2 separate regions of the Mus musculus genome follow, and region 2 is linked to region 1. A link is a contact called in ENCODE Hi-C or POLR2A ChIA-PET data. All regions are on one chromosome and are shown on one strand. The core of a region is the stretch at or near the end of the contact, and the rest is flanking DNA. Distances in the headings are between cores, read along the strand shown.

Region 1 (4,654 bases), core at 478-2,977:
TTGCACCTTTGCTCAGAGGGGCAATAGTGTGGTGTCGTCCAAAATCTCCCTTCCAAACTCATGAACAATGCTTCCGAAGAGGAGAGGACTTGGTGCCAACCAGCCAGCAGGCTGGCTTCTCCAGTGACTGAACTCAGGGTCAAATTAGGTAGTGCAAGAGTTCTTGTGACCTGTTTATTTCTTCGTCTGCTCAGTTGTCCAAGATAGAAAAGAATGCTCCCACCTCCCTGGTGTGCTTGGACTAGAGGAGATGCATAGATGTCCCTCTGCCGGGTAGTTGGCTCAAGAAAATGTCAAGAGCGGTTTTAAATGCCTTTATGGTGTCTGATCACTATGTTCTTGATATGTTTTGATACCATAATGTATGCTATTGTCTGTCCCACAGAAAGAGGCTAACAAGCCTTTCAACCCCATTAATGTAAGTTTGAGAGGAGTGTGGCTGTCATCATGAAGAGAGATTGTTCTAGCCATAGGGAGTGGCGTGGGGAAATTTACTGCCTCGGTGATATTGTAGACACTCTGAGGATCTGAGTGAAAGAAACTAAGGAAGTGGTTTAAGAAACACAAAAATAATAACGCTTAGGCTTCCAGATCCTGTAAATGGATGCTTGCCTGCCACCCTAAGCATTTGGGAGGTTCAGTCTGGCCAAGCGTGATCTTGAGGCTAGCCTGAACTATGTAGCAAGACTCCATCTTCAAAATAGTAAAAAAAAAAAAAAAAAAAAAAAAAGTAGAGAAACCAGAGACCCTGTAAGAATAATGAGCAGAGAACCCGTCTCTGAAAGCCCCCGGCAGTTTCCCCAGCACCACAAGTCAAAAAATTAAGAATTATGCACAGATGCGGTCATAGGCGAGGGAGGGTATAGTAGAGTCTGGCATGCACCTTGCCATCGGTGATCGGTTTTGTCTAAAGGAGAATTTAAAAATGTTTTGACCGATCGGTGGTAGCGCACGCCTTTAATCCCAGCACTTGGGAGGCAGAGGCAGGTAGATGTCTGAATGAGTTCCAGGATGGCCAGAGCTACACAGAGACCCTGTCTTGAAAAGCAGAGGAGGAGGAGGAAGAGGAGGAGGAGGAGGAGGAAGAGGAGGAGGAGGGTACAGGTTGGTGGTGGTGGTGATGATGATAAGAACAACAGATGCTTCGAAAACAAACTGCTAAGTTCACTTCGGTTTGTCAGACTCCTGCAGAGATTTCTGGGGTGACAGGAGGGGACTGAAGCTTAGGAGGTGCGGTGGGAATGAGTGTCTTATGGGTGGCGTTGGCAGAAGACTTAGACCTGACTTCATTTTGGGAAGTTGGAAGTAATGAACAGCAGACCACGAATCCCTGCATATGGCTTGCCTTACCACGAATCCCTGCATATGGCTTGCCTTACCAGGCTCTGCTTCATTGGCGTAATCGGGTATATTTTAGGAAAGGAAATTTTCTCAAAATTTCAAAACTGGTTTGTATGGTCTTTTTTTTTTTCTTTTTTTTTTTTTCCTTCTACCAGATCTGGTTTGGTGTTTTTTGTTTTTAAACCTTAGATTACAACTCAACTCTTAAATGCTCTTTCAGTCAGGGAGGCTAATGGTAAGTGTGGTTTTACAGATCCTGTGCTTAAGAAGCTAAATAAAGCCTGAGGTTCCCGAGCAAACACTCACTCAAGAGTCAGGAGTTGGTCAGAGGAGGAGGAATCTGTGACCTCTTCAAGTCTTTGCCACCTAACCAATTTGGTGGGAATCTGGGAATGGAGCGAATAATACTCAAAGCTAAGGATGGGCCCCGGCAGATTGAGTGCACCGCTGGGTTCAGGTCTCTTTAGGACAATTTTCTTTTACCAGGTTACAACTGTGATGGCTTAGATCCATATGTTGCCTTCATCTGCTAACATGGGAAGTGTGAGCTATGCAGTGTGTGAAATCATACAGACTTTTCTCTGGGTTTTGTTTCGGGTATAGGAGAGCAAAGGTCATAAAAGTAAGAAGCCCTGTGTTCTGTGTCGGGGTCAACCAATCCTCCCTGGATCAATCAGTCAATCAATCAATCAATCAATCCTAAACTCTTCAACCTCTCTGAGGATTGTTTGTGTGGTTTGTAGAACTATCACAGTAACCTTTACATCACCTACATTTTTGCCCCATTGAGATGAGGTCTTATGGAGGTAGCCCAGGCTGGCCTAGAACTTATTAAATAGCTAAGCATGACCTTGAACGTCTGACAGTCCATCTCCTGGTCCTCGGTCTGTGGGCATGTACCACTAACCCTCTACCCCTGTGGATGCTGTGCTGGAGATTAAACTCAAGGCTTCGTGCATGCTAAACAAGCTCTCTACCCACTAAGCTACATCCCTGAGCACCTCGGCATTCTTGCAAGCATTTTCCATGAGCTAGAGGTTACCATGCAGTAGGGTCTTGCGGTAGGAGAGAGGGCGTGGCCAGAGGAGGGAGACTGGAAAGAGGAAGGAGGAGTCTGATGTGCTGTGTGGTCTTTTCTTTTTCCCTTTAGCTTTCTGTTTCCTTTTAGAGTAGAAATCTGAGGCCCTGTGGTGTAAAATTAAGTTTAGCTCTGACAACATGAAAATTCCAAGCTTCTTAGCTCTTGATAATGTGTACAAAGTTTCCCCAAGGAATGGTACTGTCTCTTTCTGTCCTTAACAGTTTTAAATGTGGACCTTCCGTTCTAGAACTACGTAGTATTCAGGGGGAGTCTCTTCTGCATGAACCCAACTTCTCCCCGTTGCTGTTTTTCTTTTAGGCTATAGCCCCTTAATTGTAGTTAAGCAGCAACAAATCTCTGTAAAGACAGAAGTCGCACATTGCTTTGACTGGGGTGTGTGTGTGTGTGTGTGTGTGTGTGTGTGTGTGATGCATTCACTAGCCACATAAACAATGGTACAGTGACTCACCAGGGTTCCATCGCTGGACTGTAACAAGTGTATTGTGTTCCACTTGACCTTGATTTGGCTGCTAATCATTGTTTATAGGAAAGCATCTTTGTTTTCAAAGATGTATAAGTTGTGAGCTGAGACCATAGCTCAGTTGGTAGAGGGTTTGCCTCGTATGCACAAAGCCATGATCCAGCCTCAGCACCATATAAATTTGCACATGGTAGCAGATACCTGTAATTCTTACACTTGGGAGATGGAGGTTCGGCAAGCTGGAGGACCATAAGTTTGGGGTTGTCCTGGAGTGAATTTCAGGGGTGCCTAAAGGTTTTCAAGCTGATGTTTCAGTTTACGGGTGTAGCTCACTTTGTCACAATCACTTAAGCTTGTGTAAGTCAAGAAGCAAGAGTCAAAACAACTTGCTACTTTAAAAGTCTGATCAGAATATGACAGCTTACAACCCTCCCAGGGGATCCTTCTTCTAACCTATGAGAACACTGCATATACATGATGTATAACATACACCTGGGCATACACATTTTTTTTAAAATAAAAAAAAAATCTCAAAAGGAAATGTTTACATCTCGTTAGAGCCAGGGGTAATATCACACATTTGTGACTCCAGCACTAGGAAAGCTGATTAGGACGGTCACAAGTTAAAGACAGCGTTGGTTAAATGACACCCTCTCAGAAGAAGTTAATAATAAGTCCAGTTAGGACTGAACCCATCTTGCCATGCTGACAGCCTATTGTTTCTTCAGAATCAGTTTTAATCCAAAATGAGAGTGAGCAGGACATCAGCTGGAAGGACAGTAGCCCAGAGTGAGCGCTACATTGTCGCGCATCATCAGCTGAGAGGACAGTAGCCCAGAGTGAGCGCTACATTGTCGCACATCATCAGCTGAGAGGACAGTAGCCCAGAGTGAGCGCTACATTGTCGCGCATCGCTGTTGGCAATGCAGAATGTAGATGCTCTACCTCTGCTTCTAAGGGTCTCTCTTTCCCAGATCAGTGCGTCTTCAGAAGCTGCTGGAGGTGAGTCCAGATGGAGGAGGCTCTACAAAAAGATTTTCTCTGGGAGAGAAAAATAGTCTGCAAAAAATCAGAATGCTACTGTTGTATAGTATAGTGATAATGAATAGAATTCTTTTTTTTTTTTTTTTTTTTTTTTTTTTTTTTTTGATTTTTCAAGATAGGGTTTCTCTGTATAGCCCTGGCTGTCCTGGAACTCACTTTGTAGACCAGGCTGGCCTCAAACTCAGAAATCCGCCTGCCTCTGCCTCCCGAGTGCTGGGATTAAAGGCGTGCACCACCACGCCCGGCGCGAATAGAATTCTTAAATGTATGTTGAATTTTGGGGCAGACAGGGAGCACACAAGTGTTATGGAGTGAGTTCTAGAACAGCCAGGGCTACACAGAGGAAATCCTGTCTCAACAAAACAACAACAAAAAGCCAGCCTCTCCTCACTGGCTTGGAATTTGCTAAGTAGCCTGGGAAAGTGTCCATTAAATCCTAGGAACCCACCTGCCCCCACCTCCCCAGAGCTAAGATTACAAACTCACCAGCACACCCATCTTTTTAAGGAGTCCTGGGACTCAAAGGAACGGCTCCATGCATGAGAGGAAGTGCCTTTCAGGTGTTCTGTCTCCTATTAGAAGCACCTGATTGCTTAACCACACCCACTGTCACGTTACAATTGTATTCTCTGGTGTGCTATTTTGGTTGCTTGAAGACATCGGTTTACCAAGTGGTTATAATGAGGAAAAAAAACAGGAGGACCGAG
Region 2 (4,656 bases), core at 896-3,395, 43 kb before region 1:
AAACGCGGCAAACAAGTAGAGAGTTTCACTGTTTGTTTTTACGAATGTCCTGATGCATGCGTGTGCTTATGTCTGTCAGACTGTATGCCTGTGGAATGGGGCAGAGGCTGCACACCTAGGCCTGGGCAGAGAGACCAGAAGGAGGCACTGGATCCCTGGGAGCTGGAGTTACAAGCATGACACCCAGCTAGTTAACTTGGGGATGTGAGTCCTCGAGTTTACACAGAAAGCAACCTCTCTAGCTCCCAGAAGTGCCATGCCGAAGTGAAACAGGAGGTATTACTGGAGCTGGGACAGTTAGTGGGACCGGGGGGTGGGGGGGGTGGGGGGGGAGAGGGGGACACAGGAAGAAAGGTACAGGTGAGAGTGGTGAAGAGGAAGGTAGTGTATCAGTGGGTACTGGTGCATCATGACAAAGTGAGACAGGTCTTACAAGGTGTGAATCTTACAACGAAAGGCAAGCGGAACTTGAACATGTCTTTGAGCCAACTAAGCAAAGAAATGAGAGATGCATGTAGAACAATAGATCAGATGAGAGAGGACTAGCTAGTTGAAACTGATAACTTACTCTCACTTGAAATTTTAACGGTACTCACCACAGGCAATCAAAATATATGAGCCTGTCTGTGTGGGTAGTGTTAGTGGAGCGCACCTTTAGTCCCAGGACTCAGAGGGCAGAGGCAAGTCTGCGTCTGAGGCCAGCCTTGACTACACAGTGAGACCTCATCTCAAAGAGCCCACATGTCTCCACCTACAAAAACCATCCACTCCTGGGGCTGGAGAGATGGCTCAGTGGTTAAGAGCACTGACTGCTCTTCCAGAGGTCCTGAGCTCAATTCCCAGCACCCACACGGTGGCTCACACCCATTCTCTCTTACTACATGCCCCCACACGGCGGCTCCCTTTCTCTTGTGTTAATCACATTCCCCTCATTTTCTCCAGACCCCCAAGTCAGTATTACCCTAACTAACACGCGGCTGATTCACCTCACACAAAAAGCATCAGTCCTCTTGTCACTTCTGGCATTCACTGTACCTGTCATCAGATGACCCAATGGGCTAGTCACTACAGGAAACTCGTTACACCTTTTCTGTTATGATAGCCATGACAGAGACAGGCCGCCTTGCAGAACGAAGGCCACAGAATTCCTTAAATGCTAACCCAGGATTCAAATTCATGGCTCATATCACAACCTTTAGAGAGGACAGATTTACAGCCTCTATTTTATCTCTGATGTCAAGGTCATCTACTACAAATACGGAGTAAAATGAATGAGGTTGGATTCCTAAGAGGGAGGAGGGATCCAAAGATGTTCATGGGACTTCAGGTAACAGACCGTGAAGGTAGAAAATGCAAAAAATTTTACAGTGTGAAGGATCCAAGATGCCAGCAAGGACAGAGTGGACCCTTGTTGCTGCCCGAGGGCTGATATTCCATCAGTGAGGGCCACTGCTGCTGAGCATACAGGCTGGAAACTCAGAGTGCATCCATGAAGTAACCAGCTACCGGGGAAGACAGTGATGGTCCAACAACCTCCAGAGCCTTCCTATGCCAGGGCAGGCTGTCTGTCTTACATGCCAAGAAAAGTTGCCACGAACGGAGCAAATCCCAAAGGACAAGCAGCTGAGCTGAATTAGGGCAGGAGCAGGAGGCAGAGGCCTTGGCAGCTACTGCCGTGGCCCTGGGGCAGTGTTCCGCCAGCTTGCCAGCCAAGCACCACTACGTTGTAAAAGTGAAGTAGGATCAAGAATATTTCACGTTTATCGACTCATTTATTCCATGCTTGACATTTATAAGAAAGGTTTACTCTTCCAATATGGAGAACACAAAGAAACTGAGAGACAGAGGTAAAAAAAAAAAAAAAAATGTGTGCAGCCACACCATGGGCTGCAGAGCTGGGGGTCAGAGAATGACCTCATTCCAAATCCATGCTTTTATGAACTGACACACCAATAGCCATGAGTGTACGTATACACACACACACACACACACACACACACACACACACACACACACACGAGATGGGAATTAGCCTACTGGTTACACAGTCTCAGTAGGCTACAGCCACCACCCAGAGTAAGATAGGGGAACGTTTGCTTTGGCTGATGTAAGCCTGCTTCCACACAGCACAGTGGCAACCTACCAGACCTACAGAGCTCCTCACCAGGAGCCTCCAGCTGGCTTTAGCCCTCCTCAGTTTTTTAACCATTTCCTCCCTCTCCACTTAATCGGCCTCCCGGAAACCTGAGACTGTAGTGTGTTAATACTCTATGTGGCATTTTAACATAAAGAGGACTAAGGCACTGCAGAGACCTCCCATACTTCTCTCTGTTCTTTCAGTCACCAGGCCATTACTTCATAGAGAACTGCTTAGACTAAACAGAAGAGGAAGAAAGCAAGCACCGGGACTTCAGGTTTCTTATTCCTCTCTGTGGCCTACGAGGAAGGAGGATAAATGCGGGGGAGTGGGGGACGACTAAGTTATTTTCCTTTGGGGGTGGGGGGTGGGGAGTGGGTGCCACTAAGTTATTTTCCTATAGCCCACTGGTCTCAACTTCATTATCCTCCTGCCTCAGCCTTCTAAGGTTTGGGATTGCAGACCTGTACCACCAGGCCCAGATTTTGTCTCTGCCATGAAGAGGCCCTTTACTGCAGCTGAAGATCTGCTTTAGCGTTCAGAGGCAACACCTACACAGGCACCGCTCTATTTCAGTCGCTGGGGAACCTTGAAGATTATTTCCCAGATCAACTCCACTTAACAAGCAGCCTCAGGGGAAAAGGAAGTCAGAACTCCAGACTCTGCAGACAAATAAGGCAACTGCGAGAAAGCACAGAGAGCAAATCTCCTTCAGTGAGAGTCCCAAGAGGAAGCTCCACTGCCAAGTTCAAAAAACAAAAGAGCTTATTTGTCACAAGGGGGATTCCATTCTAAACGGGGGTGGGGGGGGTGGAGACCGACCCCAACCAAGCAGATAGCACACTCCTGCTTGATTCCCTTGTCCTTATAGCAAATACCTTTTAAACCACATTAAACCATAATGATCATGTTTTCTTTCGTTGACAAGCCAAACGGAGGTTCTTTCCCATGCAAACCAAATGTGAATATCAAATTAGCCAAGGCCAGAAAAAAAATTGTTAAAACCTACAATGGAGATTCAAGAACGCAATGGGGGTGGGGGGTGGGGGAGCTGGAGAGATGGCTTAGTGGTTAGGAGCGCTGGCTGCTCTTCCAGAGGTCCTGAGTTCAATTCCCAGCAACCACATGGTGGCTCACAACCATCTGTAATGGGATCTGATGCCCTCTTCTGGTGTGTCTGAGGACAGCTACAGTGTACTAATATGCATTAAATAAATAGATTTTTTAAAAAAAGAATGCAATGAGATAAATAAGAAATGATGCTTTAAACTGGGCAGCTGCATGGCACAGCTTTTAGTCCTGGCACCCAGGAGGCAGATAGATGCAGGTGTATCCCAGGAGGCCAACCTGGTCTACAGAGTGAGTTCCAGGACAGCCAGGGTTTGTTACACATAGAAACCCTGTCTCTACTCACCCCTCCCTGCAAAAGAAAAGATGCAATCCTTTAAAATGTAACAAAAGGAGGCTGGAGAGACTGTTCCAGAGGACCTGGGCACAGTTCCCAGCACCAATATGGCAGTTCAACCACAGGGGTTTTTTGTTTGTTTGTTTAACTCCAGCTCCAGAGTATCTAACACCCTCTTCTGGCCTCCACAAGCAGACCACTCTGCTGCACAGATATACATACAGGCAAAAAAACCATACATATGTAATAATTTTTAATGTAATAAAATGGAGAAATGCATGTTATATTCCAAGTTCCAGATGCTATCACACAAAACATCCATACGAACACAACAATTTTTTTAATGTAAGAAAAAGGAAAAACGTATATTATGTTCCAAATTCCAGGTGCTACCTACAAAATGCAGATGATGAAGGCAAAAAAAGCAACCCAGAAAGCCCGGCACAGTTTGCTTGAAGACTCAACAGTCACAAGGTCCACAGGCTGACAGCCACAGCTAATGGTCACATGTTCCGGTGTAGCTACAAAGGGAGAACCGGAAGCCTGAGCTCTCTCCGTTTCTTGTTTTAGCGTCACCCTTCCTAGCCTCTTTTCCTCGGGAGCTGGAAACTCGGGGATACATTTACTTCGCAGCTGTTGTTTTGTTTTATGGGAGACATGGTGTTTCAGGCTGGCTTGGAAATTCTGCTGAGGTTATACTCAACCTTTTAACGGTGTATTTACAGCAGAAAAATCTAAGTGGACTCTGTTAAAATCTAGGTTAAATTAGAAGCTATTTTTAAGTAGGAAAAAATATATATACTATTAAAATAATATTCAACAGCACCTAAGAGAAAAAAAAGTTCTACTTTCACCTATAAATTAATTTCTGACCAGGCCATTTTTATGGCCCAGGTAAGTGGCCACTATAAATGGAAGTAATGAGCTCACACAAAGCCAGGAGGAGGAAGGCAAAGCTAGAATTTCCCAAGATGACTTTAAGAGAATTTTCTAGGGCAGAGAGATGGCCCAACATATACAGAAGTCACTCACTGCCAAGCCTGTCAACCTGCAGTGGACCCTGCATGGGAGGGAGAACCTCAACACACACACACACACACACACACACACACAC

What was found. A loop is a pair of places that touch in the nucleus more often than their neighbours do. ChIA-PET counts read pairs that join two places held with the same protein, here RNA polymerase II (POLR2A).
Region 2: a map of heart shows a loop between it and region 1 (7-fold over the local background). The contact joins two enhancer-like sites. A Hi-C loop is called at or near these places in 1 of 37 maps with a recorded cell type or tissue (heart). POLR2A ChIA-PET finds 5 or more read pairs at or near these places in 4 of 5 experiments (all embryonic stem cell).

Annotation. Positions count from the first base shown.
Region 1 is chr10:67,069,844-67,074,497 of GRCm38, reverse strand. All of the region lies in intron 1 of Reep3 (receptor accessory protein 3), which reads left to right. Among named protein-coding and RNA genes, the nearest start is that of Reep3, 25 kb to the left of the region's middle. Within about 2 kb of position 1,727, at least 1 of the 3 ENCODE cell types and tissues checked has a DNase peak (open chromatin) inside an H3K27ac peak, as active enhancers do.
Region 2 is chr10:67,113,436-67,118,091 of GRCm38, reverse strand. It overlaps a transcript of Jmjd1c not described here. Among named protein-coding and RNA genes, the nearest start is that of Gm46228, 7.9 kb to the left of the region's middle. Within about 2 kb of position 2,145, at least 3 of the 3 ENCODE cell types and tissues checked have a DNase peak (open chromatin) inside an H3K27ac peak, as active enhancers do.